Linked DNA regions of Mus musculus: region 2 is linked to region 1. A link is a loop called in an ENCODE intact Hi-C map of the cell type or tissue named here. Cell type or tissue: left cerebral cortex. All regions are shown on one strand. Each heading gives the region's core, and the rest is flanking DNA. Links, peaks and the distances in the headings are about the cores only. Region 1 holds the start of 1700025G04Rik (RIKEN cDNA 1700025G04 gene). Region 2 has its middle 75 kb from the start of 1700025G04Rik.

Region 1 (7,766 bases), core at 1,126-6,125:
ATTTAAGGGAGCATCTTGTCTCTACCATATTACTGATAACCTAATGGAGCATCCTGTATGTTTCAAAAACCCCACCCTGAGGCATCAGACACTGCTCTTAATAAACTAGCGCACAGATTTATTAAAAACTATGTCTGCATCTAATGTATTTCTCCAAGGTCTTAAACACATTACAGACCTTAACTAATTAAGTTAATTCCTTCAGTTTGATCACTATTTGAGTGACTTCCAAGTGCAAAGTAGTCCGCCGTGCCAGCTGCCATAGGGGTTTCTGAGACAAGCAAGACAGCCCTGCCTTCCCAGAGCTTGGTCAGTGGCTTGAATTCAGGCTGGGAAAGCTGCACTCCTTCCCAAGTGTAAGGCACAGCACAACTTACGACCAAGGAAATACAGTCTTCCAGTGACACATTTGTAGGAAAGTCAGGGCTTGTATTAGTACCTGGCAACTGCAGACACTGCTATGCTGCGTCTCCATGTTTATCCTATCCCAGTTTACCCCCAAACACCCCCATCATAATTGCATAACCGCAGCATGTTACGTTGTTTCTTACTGCAACTGTAACTTATAAAATTAAACTTCAGAGCTGAGACAGTCAGGCTAAATGACTGCATACATTAAAAATATGTATGCGTATAATTTACACACCACTTCAGATAGGCTCTTGAATTATGAGCCCTAAAAGTCAAAACTGTCACTGTTTTTTTAAATGCAGTTTTACTATTGCAGTTCTTCTTGCACAAAAGGCGTGTGCGTGTGTGTGTGTGTGTGTGTGTATATGTGTGTGTGTGTGTGTGTGTGCGCGTACTGTCTGTTGCAATCTGCTTTTCAGAATTTATCAAGAACCTATCTAAATACGATTTACTCCCCCCACACTATGGAGTGAAGCTCAAAGCACCATGACATAGCTTAAAATAAATGTACTTACTAAAAACATATTAGTAACATAAAATTATTTCTACTTGGGTCAGTGACGTGGCTCATCAGATAAGGGTGCCAGCTACCAAGACTGACAACCTGAGTCTGACCCCCAGGACCCACAAGGTGAAGGAAGAAAACTCCTGCAAGGTGCCCTCTGCCCTCTGCATACATATGTACATGTGTTCCAGTACACACGAATATACTATAAATTAAAAGCAAAGGAGGATCAGAGACGCCCTGAACACTCACCATGAACACTGTGTGGGGTCTTCATACCTGTATCATCTCTCATAGCCCTCCATGCACGGTGGGGTGCAGCCTATCCTATAATCATTTCCAAAATAGTATTTTTGAAGTGCTGTGCTTTTTCATGAAACCGAGTCTAGCCCCTCCATTATCAGAGTGAGTCCTTACTTACGAGATGTTGGGGTCGCTTTACACAGTCAATACGATCCTGAAGAGTTAGAGGCAAATCAACTTTTACATAAAAACCACTTTCACATTAAATTGCATTGTAAGAGCAAATGTGCCAAGTCTCTCCTCTGGCTGACAATGGGCAGGGTGCTGCTCAGAAGGCTTGCTGAAAGACCCCCGTTCATTCCCATGCACAGCCTCAAACCCAAAACTCTGCTGAGTTTAGGTTTCAAGAGTTTAGCCATGAGGAGAGGTGGAATTAAACAGTTTAAACCACTACCCACAGCCTGAGACATCAGCCACACAGCAGGAGGAAAATTACATTCCTGACACACAAAGCGATGCCACGCCCCCTTTAGACTCAATTCTAACAACCCAAAGGAGAAAGCAAGGCATTGTATTATAAGATAGCATGAGCTGGGCATTAACCCACAGTCTTCTGTCAGTGTCCAGCCAGAATTACCAAAGGCTCCCCTTTGAGCCATCTTCAAAGTAGTACCTGAAGAAAACTTTGAAGGATAGGAAATCCCCCTTACCTTTTTATTTAAACATGCCTGTCACTAAAGGTGTTTACATGGCTATTGACACACTTAGGTTCCTCCGTATAAACGTCTCCTGCATTCTTTGGACTTAAGGGAAGCACAGGGGCACAGCTTTTGACAACTTCTCTGATAAGGAATATGCAGTAGAAGTGGCCACACAAGAGCCGAGAGCAAGCCATTTTTCAGATACAACGTTGAGCAGAGCTTGCTCAATGCCAACCCAACACAATACTAAAAAATGCCTCCAGCCTGGACATGGTACAAGGTGTGAACCATCTTCATCCTCAGTACCACATGTCAATCAGTCACACAGCACCCCTGAATGGGGATGCTCTTCATCGCATCTGTGACTCCTTGAGACATTTAAGTCTCTCCTTTTGAGAGAGAGAGAACACAAGAGCCTCAGGTGTTATCCTCAAAAACTTTGTCCACCTCCTTTAAGATAGGATCTCATTAAAACAGTTTGTACAGTGCCCTATCACTGTCCAAGAGATCCATACAAAATGATTAAGGGAGGTAGGCTGGGGAAGAGGTAACAAGAAAACAAAATTGTCAGTTTTTTTTTTTTTCAACTTGGAGTGGAAACTTTTAACCCTGAAAAAGGAAGAAGCTAAGAAGAAGCTGGGATCCTTCTAGAATGAACTTCTCCCTGCTGAAGGATGTGGATTCTCTCTACCAACCACACAGTCAGTGGAGGGAGGGCAAGTGGGGTCTATGTTCCAAATTTGATGGGGTGTAAAGAGAGTTTATATTCCAAGTGAGCTGCAAGCTAAAGGCCAGAGGCACCTCAGCCCTCTTGAGACATCCTCCCATCTAAGGGGTCCAGAGCACTTGTGTTTCTGTGCTTGAAACCTAGCTCGCACAGTACCACCCACTAGAACGCTGAGCGCCTGATCTCGGAAGTACTAGTGCCAGCATTTAATGGCTTTAAATGTGCCGGGCTGTTCCATCCCAGGGACCCTTCCTACTTGTTAAGTAGGGGGACAAAAACAGATGATGGAGTCCAGATGAATTTCCAAATCCCATCAATTGGATTGCTAAAAACACTGCACATACTCAGTTAACCATATAACTCTGCTCCATAAGTACAAAGGTGGGGGTGGGGGTGTAGAAACCCCCAAACTCTGCATCTTGGACTTAACAGACCCTTCTTAAATATCACCTAATCTTCCTTCCCCCCCCCCCATCGGAACTGAAGTAGTCCAGGCCCACCCATGTTTGCTTCCTCCTGGTACATCCCAGTTCCACCAAACTCAAAGGTTATTCTCATTAGGTAGAATGTGAACAGCATCGCCTTGAATTGGAAGGTGTTTCTTATAACCGTTTGTGTAATGAGCTTGTCAGCTCCTCACACGTCTAAAAGAGAAATTAAAAAAAAAAAAAAGTTCAGGGGATCTGTGGCCAAGCGGCCCCCTCCCAATGTCTGAGTCAGAGGAGCTTCACAGAGGAGCTTCACTGAGGTTCTGGTTGGTCAGGGTGTATCACTTTCAGAGCTGCAGAGCAACTGAACTTATGGCTGTCTTCCAGCCACACAGAGCATAAGCTCTATTTTAAAACACTCTTCCGAACTCACAGGCGATGAAGGTATCTCCTAGGTTGTCAGCTTCCGACTGGAAACAAATCACTTCCCTCTCAAACTGTGCTTGCTCCCTCAAGATTACTGCGTGTTTGGGTGTGTATATTTTTATCTTGGGCCAAGCAACTCCACAGGCAAAGATAGGCACCCCCCAAATGTTATCAACATGCCTGAGCCATTCAGAGCCTTCGCAAGAGGAATGAATGGGCGATGAAAGCTCTTCGGCCTAAGGACTTCTCCCACACACACATGACAGAGGGGTATAAAAAATATCTCTCTCTGGAGGGAGGGGGCAGGGCGGATGATAGGGAAGGACATTAAGCAGCAAAGGCAGCCCAGCCGCCGCGGCACTTCTCGAACTGCCTGCAGAGGTGGAAAGGAATCTGCTCATGTAATACAACCAAGCACCCTCCGGCTGCCGCGCAAGGGCACGAATAATAAATACACCCAGGAAGACAAGCAGATGTACAGAAAACAAGCCACCCCAAAAAGGTCAAAACTTCAGAAATCTCGGGGATCATATCCCCCACACAAACGCATCCATCAGTGGGAACGAGGGAAGGGACTTGGAGACTTAGCCAAAGATTCTAAATTTGGGTGTCTTTTTTTTTCCTTCCCAGCTCCTGCTTGCAAAGTAACAGTGGCTACAGGCAAAGCTAGAGAAGAGCAGGAAGGCTGAGGGCGGCGCGGGGTGCGGGTGGGAAGGGAGGGGTGTCTCACACCAGCCACCCAGGCCTCGATGTGACGAAAGTCGTCAGCAGCCCTAACCGCATCCCAACCCCTCCACCCTGCAAGCAGACGCCCCCCTCCAACTCCCCCAGCCTGGCTCCGGTCCCTTGCAGCGAGCAGCCCCAGCAGCCCCGCAGCGGCAGCCCCAGCCAGAGAAGAGCGCCGGCAGCACCGGGATCGCGGCTCCCATCCCTTCGGCAGACACCCCGCAGGCCTCCCTCCTCGCCCACCCGGGATGCCCAGCGCGCCGGAGGTGGCCCCCGCTTACCTTGGGCGCTCGCGGGGGGGGGCTGAAGGTGGCAAGCCCCCCGCCCCCCGCCCCTGGCCTCCTCGCCTCTTCTCTTCCTCCCTCCTCCACGTCCTCCTCTTCCTCCTCCCTACAGTGTGGCCGGGGCTCCCCCTCCTCCCCGCCGCCTGGAGTAAAAGCCGAAAACCCCGGAGCCGGGCCCGCGTGCGTGCGTGCGGGAAGGCGGCGCGCGGCCAGCTCTCTCCAGTCACTGAGCGCGGCGCGCGGCTCGCGGCAACTAAAGTGTGAAAGAAGCGGTGGCCGCGGCGGCCGCGCCACGGAACGGCCCCCCGGGAGTGGGCAGGGAGCGAGCGGGAGCTGGCAGACTCGGAGCGAGGAGGGAGGGGACCTCCGCGCCCAGGCGCTCACTCGAGGGGCGGGGGCAGCCAGACACTCCCCCGCCGCCCGTCCCCTCCCCTGCCCGGCTCCCGCGCGCGGCCCGCTCTCCTCCCCCGGGGCGGGGCCTGCGGAGGCCGCCGGGCGCGGCGCTCGGGGAAGAGGGGCTGGGCAGCCAGGGCTGCGGGGAGGGAGAAGGGTGGGCTCGCTTGTGTCTGTCTGTCGGCCTGTGTGTGCGTGCGTGCGTGCGTGTGTGTGCTGTAGGGAAAAGAGGAGCGAGCTTAGTGTGTGCATGCACACGCGTGCTGCAGGGAGGGCGAGTTGTGTGTGTGCGTGTGTGTGTGTGTGTGTGTGTGTGTGTGTGGTGTGTGCTCTGCAGGAAGGGCGGACTGTGGGTCTGTGTGGCGGGTGTGTGTGGTGTGTGTGTGTGTGATTTCGCGCGCACCCGTGCAAACTGGAGGACAGACCCAGATAGGAAGGCTGTATCCTGCCTGGCCTTCCAGGGACCTGTCACTTGGTTGATGGTGTGGGTGCCGACAGAGGCTTCACTAGGATTGAGGCAGGAACCGGGAGAGGAGAAGTCTGTCAGGCAGATCGACAGCTCTGGGACGCACAGAGGGGTTGTGGCTGCTTGGAGCTAACTCGGGAAGGCTGCACAGCCTCGCCCTACCCCTCCCTGGCCGCCGGGAAGAGCCAGCCGCAGCCAAGGCCGGGAGACCCACCTCTGAGCGTCTCCACCTTGTCTCCCAGCTGCAGCGCCTGCAAGATGAAAGAAGGAAGACGCTTCTGCGACTTAGAAAAAGCTGAAACCTGCCGAGGAAAGATGCGGATGCCCTGCTCTGCTTTCCCCACCCTCCCAAGCCTCTGTGGACAGAAGGGGCGAGGCCGCGCCAGCTGAGAGATTGATAAAGGACCTAAAAAGATCGTCCCTGGCCAGAGGGCCAGTTCTTTGTGGACCCCCACAGGGCAACCAGTTTCCTTCACTTTAGGAAGGCATATTTTTTTCCTCATCCCAGGCATACTGGGCCTTTCGTGTGCACACTGAATTGATCTTTCTACACTGATAGCCTTTGCGGCTCTTTTGTGCCTCTTCTGCGCGCTTCACTGCTCCTTCATTGCCTTAGACTCCTGAGGAATGCCAGGCCCCCAGAGCGAGGACACCCATGGAAACAATGGTGGTAAAAGATCCTCCCCAGACCTCACCGATTACACACACACACAGCAGAATCACTTCCCACATTCAGCCAGGATGAAGTTGGAAGACAGAAAAAGACACAGCTGTGACAGTAATATGACACTTAATTGAAAAGCAAATTCATAAGTTGGCTTAATGAAATAAGCTAAAAACCCACCCATTAAGTGTCTGGAAAGTTGGCCTCTTCATTTTTAAATTCAATTCTTTTTGTTGCTGTTGTTGGTTTTTGTTTTGTTTTGTTTGTTTTCGAGACAGGGTTTCTCTGTATAACCCTGGCTGTCCTGGAACTCACTCTGGAGACCAGGTTGGCCTCAAACTCAGAAATCCCCCTGCCTCTGCCTCCCAGTCCTGGGATTAAAGGCGTGCACCACCACCCCAGGTCTTAAATTCTTTTCCCTCTCTTTTTCAACATCAAAGGCTAATATTACATTGTTCGTGAAACTCAACTGGATTGCCTTTTTCTTTTATAACGTACCTATATTTTAGTTTATTTTTCTTTCTGTAATCTGTATTTGTCGCCTAGCCCCTCGAAAGGAAGAGGTTAAGAAGGGAAAGTGCTTGTAGAAGTTTTAGTCAGTTTTTCATTCTATGAAGTGGAATTCATAATCTCTTCCTTGTAAGCTTGCTAGGAAAGCAAGAAGAACACAAACAGGTGGCACTTCATGGCTAGCATAAGTAAATAAACAAGAGTGGTCACTTTCAATATATGTTAACCTCAAATTTAGCATGCGTTTTCCCCTTTGTAACATTTTTTTTTCTTGAAGAAGGGTGGGAATTGCTGTTGAGTTTATTGAAAAGTAGTCAACCATTCTCTGGGAGTGTTTAGGGCATGTCCCCAAAGTTTCACTGGTGATAAAATGAAAATGAACAATATCCAATGTGCAGGTGAATGTGTGTGTCATAGGAACATTTTCACATCAAGAACACTGAAGACCATATACTCTGTTCTTCACCTCAGAGGCCACAGAGCAAGCACTTCATACATGTCCTGAGAAAGCCCACCCATTCTGTGAACTTTTAAAGCTAGTTTGCAAATTAGCCAAGGTATTACACATTCCTTATGATTTTGTTGTTTTGAGTGACAGTATTGTATGTTGACCGTTGACCTTGACTTTCTATCTCCCAACCTCTTCTTCCTAAGTGCTGGAATTTCTGGGATGCGCCACCACACCACACCAGGCTGTGAATTTTTTTTAATGTGAAAAACTCAGCTAAATATGAAGAAAATAAAAATCATAATTCCACCGACCAGAGAGAAGAACTTGTTAAGTGCTTCGCACATGGCTGATTTTCTTCCATTTATTTTACTGTTCTTCGGTCAGCACACATGTATTAAGCACCTCATTAGGGGAACATATAATTTATCAGGTTACAGTGTTCCTCAGAGAAACTATTCATTTGGAGCTCATTGGCAATGCCCATACTGAACGTAGTCAATCAGTCTAGTTTCACAGGGCATGAGACATTTACAACTTTGAACCATGTTTAAGATTAACTTTTTTTTTTAAAAAAAAAGTGTCAGAAACTTCTTAGGAAGGGAGGATATATCATATTCAAGTCTCATGGAACTGTTGGTAAGCTTACCCATTGGTAGTAGAATTCTTATGGAAACTAACCTCCGTGATAAACATTACTTTATAGTACATACCAATTCCTCATTTTACATCTACATTTTCAATTCCTCATTTACATTTGGATCTCTAGACTCCTACCTCATGTGCCTTTACCCACAAGTTTGGGAAAGATGAGAAGAGAGAGCTCTACCATCT
Region 2 (7,766 bases), core at 1,822-6,821, 76 kb after region 1:
GGCTCATGCCTTTGTGCTGGGAAGGTGAGGCAGGAGGATCTCTGAGTTTGAGGCCAGCCTGGTCTACAGAGTGAGTTTCAGGACAACCAAGGCTACATAGAGAAACCTATCCCAAAGAAAAGAAAACACAACACAGAGGCAGACAGACAGACAGATGGATGGACAGACAGACATAAATTCATACACATGAAACCACAATTATAAAATATCTGTAAATCAAAATCTTTAAAGTATCCAGAGGAGTGGGGGCAAGGTGAGATGGAGAAGACACACTAGTCAGTAAGATGTCTGTCACTTTCTAAAAAGAGAAAAGAAAGCCGGAGTGTACAGTACAATGAGTCAAAGAAAACACAAAAGCCACGAACGAATTCAAACCTGAAATAGTTAATCCCATGAAATTACCCTCTAAAATTGAAAATGAAATACGGATCTTCCTAAAGAAACAAAACCAGGACTCACCATCAAGGGACCCATACAGAAATAGGTGCTAAAAGGAATTCTTCAGACAGAAGGGAAATTATCCCCTGTATCTGAGAAAGAATGGAGTGTAATACAGAAATAAAGGAGGTGTCTGCTACAGAATTGCTCTCTTGTTGGCTTTAATATATGCAGTAACAATTAATGAAAACTCTAAAGCAAAATCAGGAGGGGAACATTGCTACAGTTTTAATGTTATATAGATCTATTGTAAGAAGCAAAATAAAATAAAACATCCTTTTGAATTGGTTGGTCCAATCCTCGGAGTCTTGGGAATCCCTTTGGATAACACGTAGCCACAGGGAACAGGGAGTTAGTTACATACACAAGAACAACCTAAAACCTAAGGCAAGCACTCGAGGTCAGCTGTGGTACCAAGTGAATTTTATCAAACTCTTGGTCAGAGGAAAGGTTTCATATCCTGGTTGTCCACAGAGAGTTTGTGGGGAGGGAACAAAAAGAAATTCAGAGTTATCAGTTTAGCAGAGGAAGAAAGAAGCTGACACCGTTCCTCCCATCATCTTTAGCAATAGTAACGTGTATTGCCTACAAGTTGGCAAGGTCTTGAAAACCTTTGGGATTTGAGTCCAAGGAAATAAGGCTTATCTGCTAAGTACTTGCTAATCATAGATTACTGGACACTTTTTTTCAAAGATGAGACTTTTAGTATCTACTTCTTTCTTTTTCGGTGTCTAATGTGCTACCAAAAAAATCTTTAACTTTGGATGTTTCCTTTTTTTCTTTCTATATGTAAGATCTATTGATTTTTCATAAAAGAAAATCATTTGTGTGTGTGTGTGTGGTATGTGCATGCTCAGATATACATCTATAAGTTTGGAGGCCAGAGGTCAACCTCAGATGTTGTTCCTTAGGAGTCTACCACCTTGTTGTTTTATGACAGGGTCTCTTATTGGGACTTGAGTCTTGCCAATTAAGCTAGACTGGCTGGCCAGTGAACTCCAGGAACCCACCCTTCTTCATTCTCCCCATACTGGGATGCAAGTGTGTGCCATCAGGCCTAGCTTTTAATGTAAATACTGGGATCAAACTCAGGTATTCATGCTTTTGTGACAAGTACTTTATCGACTGATCTGTCTCTCCTGTCCTAAAACAGGGTTTAGAAAAATGCCTTCTTAGCAGAGTCTGGTGGCTCATGCCTTTAATCCCATGACCCAGAGGCAGAGGCAACTGGCTCTCTGTGTATTCAAGGTCAGCCTATTCTACAAAGTGAGTTAGTTCCAGGCTAGCCAAGGCGGAATGGTGAGACCCTGCCTCATCCCCTTTCCTCCCAAAAGAGCAACAGAAACCATTTTCTTCTATGAAGCCTGATTTTTCCCCCCTCTAAGAATAGCAAGCATTTTTTTTCAGTATGATTTGTATCTGGCTTCACTAGACTACAGTATTTACAAATATTTCTGTTAATATCATGGTGTTTTTTTTCTTTGACTCTTTGATTGGTCTTGGTACTTGGAAAACAATTTTAAGATCTAGGATGAAATGAATGATTCCAAAGAGGACCTCTATATGCTTGAAGACGCCTGGAGGACTCCTTTAATGTCCAGTTCCGGGCTTCAGGGTCTTTGATCCAAAGGCGATGTGAATTCTATCTGCTTGTCCACAGGAGACATTCATCACTTCTCGCTCCCTTTTATTCCAGAAATTTACTTTGAGTCTTAAATTTATTGTAAGAATGAATTTTTAATGCATTTTGTGACTTACATAAGATCTAGCCCTTGTTGACTGTCCTAATTACTCCAAGAAGCTCTCAGAATGCAGCCAACTTTCCTGAAGTGAACTTGCATCAGGACAGTATTTGCTTCTGCGTGTATTGCCTATTTTACCTGCATGGAGTCTGGTAACTCTGGTCTACGTTGTTAACCCTGGATGCTTTTAGGTGACTGCTTTTATATTATACTCAGCTTTTCAATAAGATAAGTAATCTAGATAACTTTGCGTGTTACTCCCTAAAATGGGACGTCTAGGACAGCAAATAACTTCACCATGTCCACACAGTCTCACCAAGCTGAGCGTTCAAGTAGTAATGTATATTTTGCTTCCTGAAATTGCTCTACATTGTCATTTTGATTATTGTTTAAAAAAATCAGGGGAAAGAAACCCAGATTTCCTGTCCTAGCTACCATCATCCATGAGTGTTAAACATTACTCAGACAGAGAAAATATATTGTAACTTTATATTTAAAAGTTGTTGACACATAATGAATAAAATCTCAAGTGTTGTCTAATTTATACATGAAGTTTTATTGAAACATTATTATTTTTTTAAACTGACACTCATTTTTTAAATGTGTGGTCTATGTACTGTTGCTTTGTGCTATTGAGCAGGAGCTGAATAGCTGTCATGACGCCTGTGTGGCCACAGAATCGACAATACTCACCGGTACTTCCGGTTACCAAGAGGTGTTGCCTGGTTGATTTAGCTTCTATAAGCAAGTCAAATTATTTCCACATCATTTCCATATAGTTCTAGATCCTGGAAACTTTGTCTCTCTGTTGAGTCACATGGAGAAACAGAAGAAAGGGATAGCTATAAAATGCAGACTTCCAAGTAGCAATGTGGCTGTTGGACAAGGATTCTTTCCCTGCACAGGACTTAGCTATCTTAGCGTTTCTCTTCCCTTCCAGAGTGCATTTCATTTCTGAAACCAAGCTCCTCTGTTTCATTTACCTATGTTTCCAGGGGCCTGGACAGTGAGAGAAGGCTTAGAGGAAGAGGAATGTCACACCCAACAAACGTGGACAAATCCAGGCCCTAGGTGTTGGAGAGAGAGATGTCAGCAGGTTTGCTGGCAGAGCTGTACATCAGTGGGGCATGCATGTCATTTCTTGCTTCTGTTTCTCCACGTGACTGGAGCCCATCACACGGTGTCAAAGTTGCTGGGGCCTTTCCTGCTCCTCAGGAATAAGTGATATGGACCTTAGGTGGGAAACACAAAGACAAAGAGCCCAGAAAGGGAGGTTGCATTCTGAGTCCGGGAAGGGGCTGCCTGTAATGAGCAGATGTCCCGAGACTGCGGACAGAGTCAGGTATGCTCCTGCTTGGCTCCTGTTGAGCATAGCTGTATGTAGCTAGAGGGGGAGCCCTTTCATTCTGCCTTGGTTAAAGATTCTGGGGGTGGGGTGGGGTTTCTGTGCAGAACCATCTTAACAGGGAAAGCCACAGAGACAAGCAGATGACCAGGTCAAGTCATGTTTTCCTACATGAGCAGGAGCCATAACAAAGCACAAGTCTTGTTCTGAGCACAGTTGTGCTACTAGATAACAACCGAGAACAAAGCGGTTTCTCCTGACCCAGACCCCCGTTGGACAGATGTCTTCACCGATAGGAGAGTAGAAGCAAGCATTGGGTCCAGGAGTGAGGGATAGGAATAATGATATCATTTCTTTATAGAACATCAGCTGTCTTACAGCCACGTCCCTTTGCTTATTAATCCATCTGAAATTTCCCAGGGGATTTCGAGCTGGCTCTCTGCCTGCTGATGAATCTGTAACTCTGAGATAATTAACTGTAATGGTTTGGAGACAGACGCTCTTCTCAATCATGGCCCGGTCTTGGGCTGCCAAACACCATCTGCACCTGGGTGGTAGGCTAACAGCATCCTCATTTTATTCCAGTTTTCCCTTCCTTCATTTTTTTTTTAAAGTGAGGAATCCACTGTCCTCCGTGCTAACCAGGGAGCCAAGACAGCTCTAAATTTCCTTCTGTGAAGCGAGGTGATAGGGAAGTGGGGGGAGGGTAGTATGTGGGAAAAGCTAAAGGGCTCCCTTCTCGGAGACCAGCATACAAAAAGCCTCTCTATTCCTGGCCACCTGGACTCACCAGGCTCATTATATGAACGACCAAGGGTGGACTAGGCAGTCAGCAGACCAAAGAACATCAGAGAAGGGAGTTCTTATGTGATCTGCTCCTGGTGCCTGTGGAGGGAGAGGCAGGAGGCTGCTGGTAATTTTCCGGGCACTCAGCATGCACCACTGTGCCCCTTACACAAGCACAATGGCCATGTGGCTAAGTAGCCAGATGGGCTGCAGTCCAGGCAAAGGCAAGGGAGAGATGATGGAGTCTGATTCGTTGGCTCCTTAGCCTTACTGCTGGCCCTCTGTCTTTTGACACTGGATTTACCTTTCATGAGTCCCCAAAGGGAGGGCGCATCCCAGCTGGGTCCTCGGGAAGCTGTGGATTTGCTGATTTGCACAGTCCTTGTGCATATTTTTATGTGGGCAAGCAAAACAGATGGCTCCATCCACATAGCTGAAAACCCAGCTGGTTCTTGCCGCACTAGGATGACCCGTGTTCGGGGATCCGAGTCTTCCCTGCCAGAGCCTTGGGCAAGTTGGGAAATATGTTTGTCTTTGAATTAATAGAGCACAGGCAACTAAGGTCCAAGATGCTACAGTTCCCTCCAGGCCCTGTGGGCTGTGGGAGTGCAGGAGAGGCAGTGTTAAGTACTTTACACAAGGCAATATTCCTTCTTGGAGTCCTTTACTTTCTTTCTTTCTTTTGTTAATTAGGCATGTTAAAAACTCACTAAAAGATGGAGTTGTCTCCTGCTTGTTTGTATGTGTGTGTGTGTGTGTGTGTGTGTGTGTGATGAGTGATGGATACATGTGACGAGGTGTGAACATGTTTTGAGTGTGTGCGCACATGTATGTAGAGGTCAGACGTTGACATTGGGTGTCTTTCTCAATCACTCTCTCCCCCCTTATGTTTTGAGACAGGGTCTCTCACTGAGCCTGGAGCCTGCAGACTCAAATCCACTGGCTGCCCAGCAAGCCCCAGGGGATGCTCCCATTTCTGCCTCCCTGGGATAGGATCACAGGAGTGTGCTGCTGAGACCAGCTTCTTCTTCTACTTTAAAAATGTGTGTCTTCTCCTTTTCTTGGTTAGGCCAAAACAGACCTAGCAAGAGAATTTTCCAAGGCATAAATAATATATATATATAAATTATATGTATGTATGTATACATATATGATATATGTGATATGTGATATATGATATATGTATATGTATATGTATCCTCCCCCCACTTCCCTATCACCTCACTTCATAGAAGGAAATTTAGAGCATATGTATTAACCACAGAAATTATCCTAGGTACTGAAAATTCCAAAATGAATGGTACACTATCTTCATGATCAGAAACCTTAGTGCCTAGGGGAAGAGAGATGATGAAAAACAGAATCTATGGAGAAGGAGAAGAGGAAAAGGATGATGTAATAGGGAATTGAATGGATGGGGACATAAGAGGAAGAACTTACTTTCCTTGGGAATAGCAAGACCCAGGTTTTGAGTGGCATTCCTTGCAAGAAAGTAAAGCTTTATCTGGGGCATAAGGTCCATCGACATCTGTAGAATGTGGAGGTGCAGGGGACCATTCACTGCTCTCCAATGCCAGTCCCCTCAGAACCTTCCTCCTAACCTTTGTCTAGTCGAGTGTGGGCCTGCAGAAATTGGCCCCATCCCCTGCTTAAGACAGATGCTAATTAGACAAGGTTAACAACTATAACAATTACATTCCTATTGTCTTAGTTTGGGTTCTTATTGCTATGATGAAACACTGTGACCAAAAGCAGGTTGGGAGGAAGGGGGTTATCTGACTTATCCTTCCACACCCATAGTCCATCACTGAAGGAACTCAGGGCAGGAACCTGGGAGACTGGAGCAGATCATCAGAGGCCAGCCGTGAAGGATGCTGCTCACTGGCTTGCTCCCCATGGTTTGCTCAGCCTGCTTTCTTATTGAACCTAGGAGCATCAGACTAAGGACGACCTTACCCAAAATAGGCTGGGCTCTCCCCAACCAATTAAGTAATTAAGAAAATACTCCACAAGCTTGCCTACAGCTCAGCCTTATGAAGGTGTTTTCTCAATTGGGGTTCCCTCCTTTCAGACTATTCTAGCCCACGTCAACTTGACATAAAATTAGCCAGCACGCCTATGAATATTGGATTTAGACACAGCTACATGTGTCAAACTGAGGCCATCGATATGTGATGCCTACTGTGGAACATTTAGGGAAGTTTCTTTCCCAGTATGGCAGCAACACATGAAGACGGGATCCCCCTGTAGTCTCTCAAATATGGCCCTTTACATTACAGAAGGCTCACAGGAGAGGAAAATAGGAAATACCCACTGAAGGGCTTTGGGCTCCTCAGGGCTTCTGCTTCACTAGAGCAAGGAAGGGAGTTTTTCCTGTGGTCATGATTGGCACCATGGTACATCCAGACTCAAGGTGCCCTTGGCTTAGGGTGTAGACATCCACATAGGCAGATGAGGCTATCAGCTCTCAGAAGGGGGTGGCTCTTTGGCAGACAACACTTGGTTGGAGTGACATGTCTGTGGGTGCTCTGGAGCCTCACCCAGCCTTCCCAACCACGGCCATGTGCTTAAGCCATGTCCTCATCCACTGCTGAGACCAGCGAAAGGCACGCTGCACTTACCATAATATCTCTGAGCGCTCAGAAAACAAGAAACTGCGGTACTGTTGCAGACAGTGGGGAATCCTTCTGGGTACCCTGAATAGCACAAGAATCTGGAAGAATAAACCCCCGAGGGTCTGTTTCCTTATCCCTGCTGAACTGGGAAGCTGTTTTGCATTTTTTCTGTTTTTATATCATTTCTAACACTTCTTCATTCAAGTTTTTCCTTGTGCTGCTGTACTTGTTTGGGTTCATATGTCCAGTACGGCTCTGGCTGGCTACAGAGTCTGCACTTGGCCTGGCTACTCCAAATTTAGCTTGCTGACCCCACAGATACAGTCCTCTCAGCTGTGTGTCTGTGAGCTTCTCTGCTTTCAGCTGGGCAGGGAAGTGGGGCTGGGCAAACCTCCAGGCCTTTGGATTGACCTTCTGCTCAGATAAGCTTTTGAGGATGTCTCTACTTGGGGAACAGTGACAGCTCAAGTTCGTCACTGGGTTTAAACTTGTGCCTTTGTGACAGACCAACAGATTTAGAGCTGACGTTATAATTGGAGTGAAAATGCCCTCATGTGACTTGAACTAAACAGACTTCCTCTGATTAGAGCCACAAGGCCAATTAATCGCAGGATTTCAGGCAGAAGTTCTAGAGAGGCACCAAGCCATCTAATCCGTGTGAGATAAGTCAATCAAAGATGGTCTTTGGCCTATGTACTTATGTAAATTAAGTTCAATTTCATTTTGGCAGTTTCTGTAGTGTATAGCCGGAAAGTGTAGTAAAATGAGACATATTGTTTATCATTTACTTATTTGTCTATTTATTTGTTTATTTATTTATTTATGCTGGGGACATAATGT

Evidence for each region. Hi-C counts contacts between places; a loop is a spot of excess contacts. Peaks named below come from ENCODE experiments on the same cell type or tissue, not always from the same donor. Only the 100,000 strongest peaks of a DNase experiment are listed, where the experiment ranks them.
Region 2: a loop joins it to region 1, with 5 times the contacts of the local background. A loop is called at or near these places in 4 of 42 quality-filtered maps.

What each region holds. Positions count from the first base shown.
Region 1 is chr1:152,085,484-152,093,249 of GRCm38, forward strand. It overlaps 1700025G04Rik (RIKEN cDNA 1700025G04 gene), which reads right to left and starts at 4,837. Exons shown (of 6, transcript NM_197990.3): 1 at 4,449-4,837. In left cerebral cortex, for the core only: no CTCF peak of the experiment used is centred there; DNase peaks (open chromatin) are centred at 1,732, 3,651, 4,167, 4,805 and 1 more place; H3K4me3 peaks cover 3,525 bases; H3K27ac peaks cover 2,572 bases.
Region 2 is chr1:152,161,124-152,168,889 of GRCm38, forward strand. No RefSeq gene overlaps it. Among named protein-coding and RNA genes, the nearest start is that of 1700025G04Rik, 75 kb to the left of the region's middle. In left cerebral cortex, for the core only: no CTCF peak of the experiment used is centred there; a DNase peak (open chromatin) is centred at 4,562.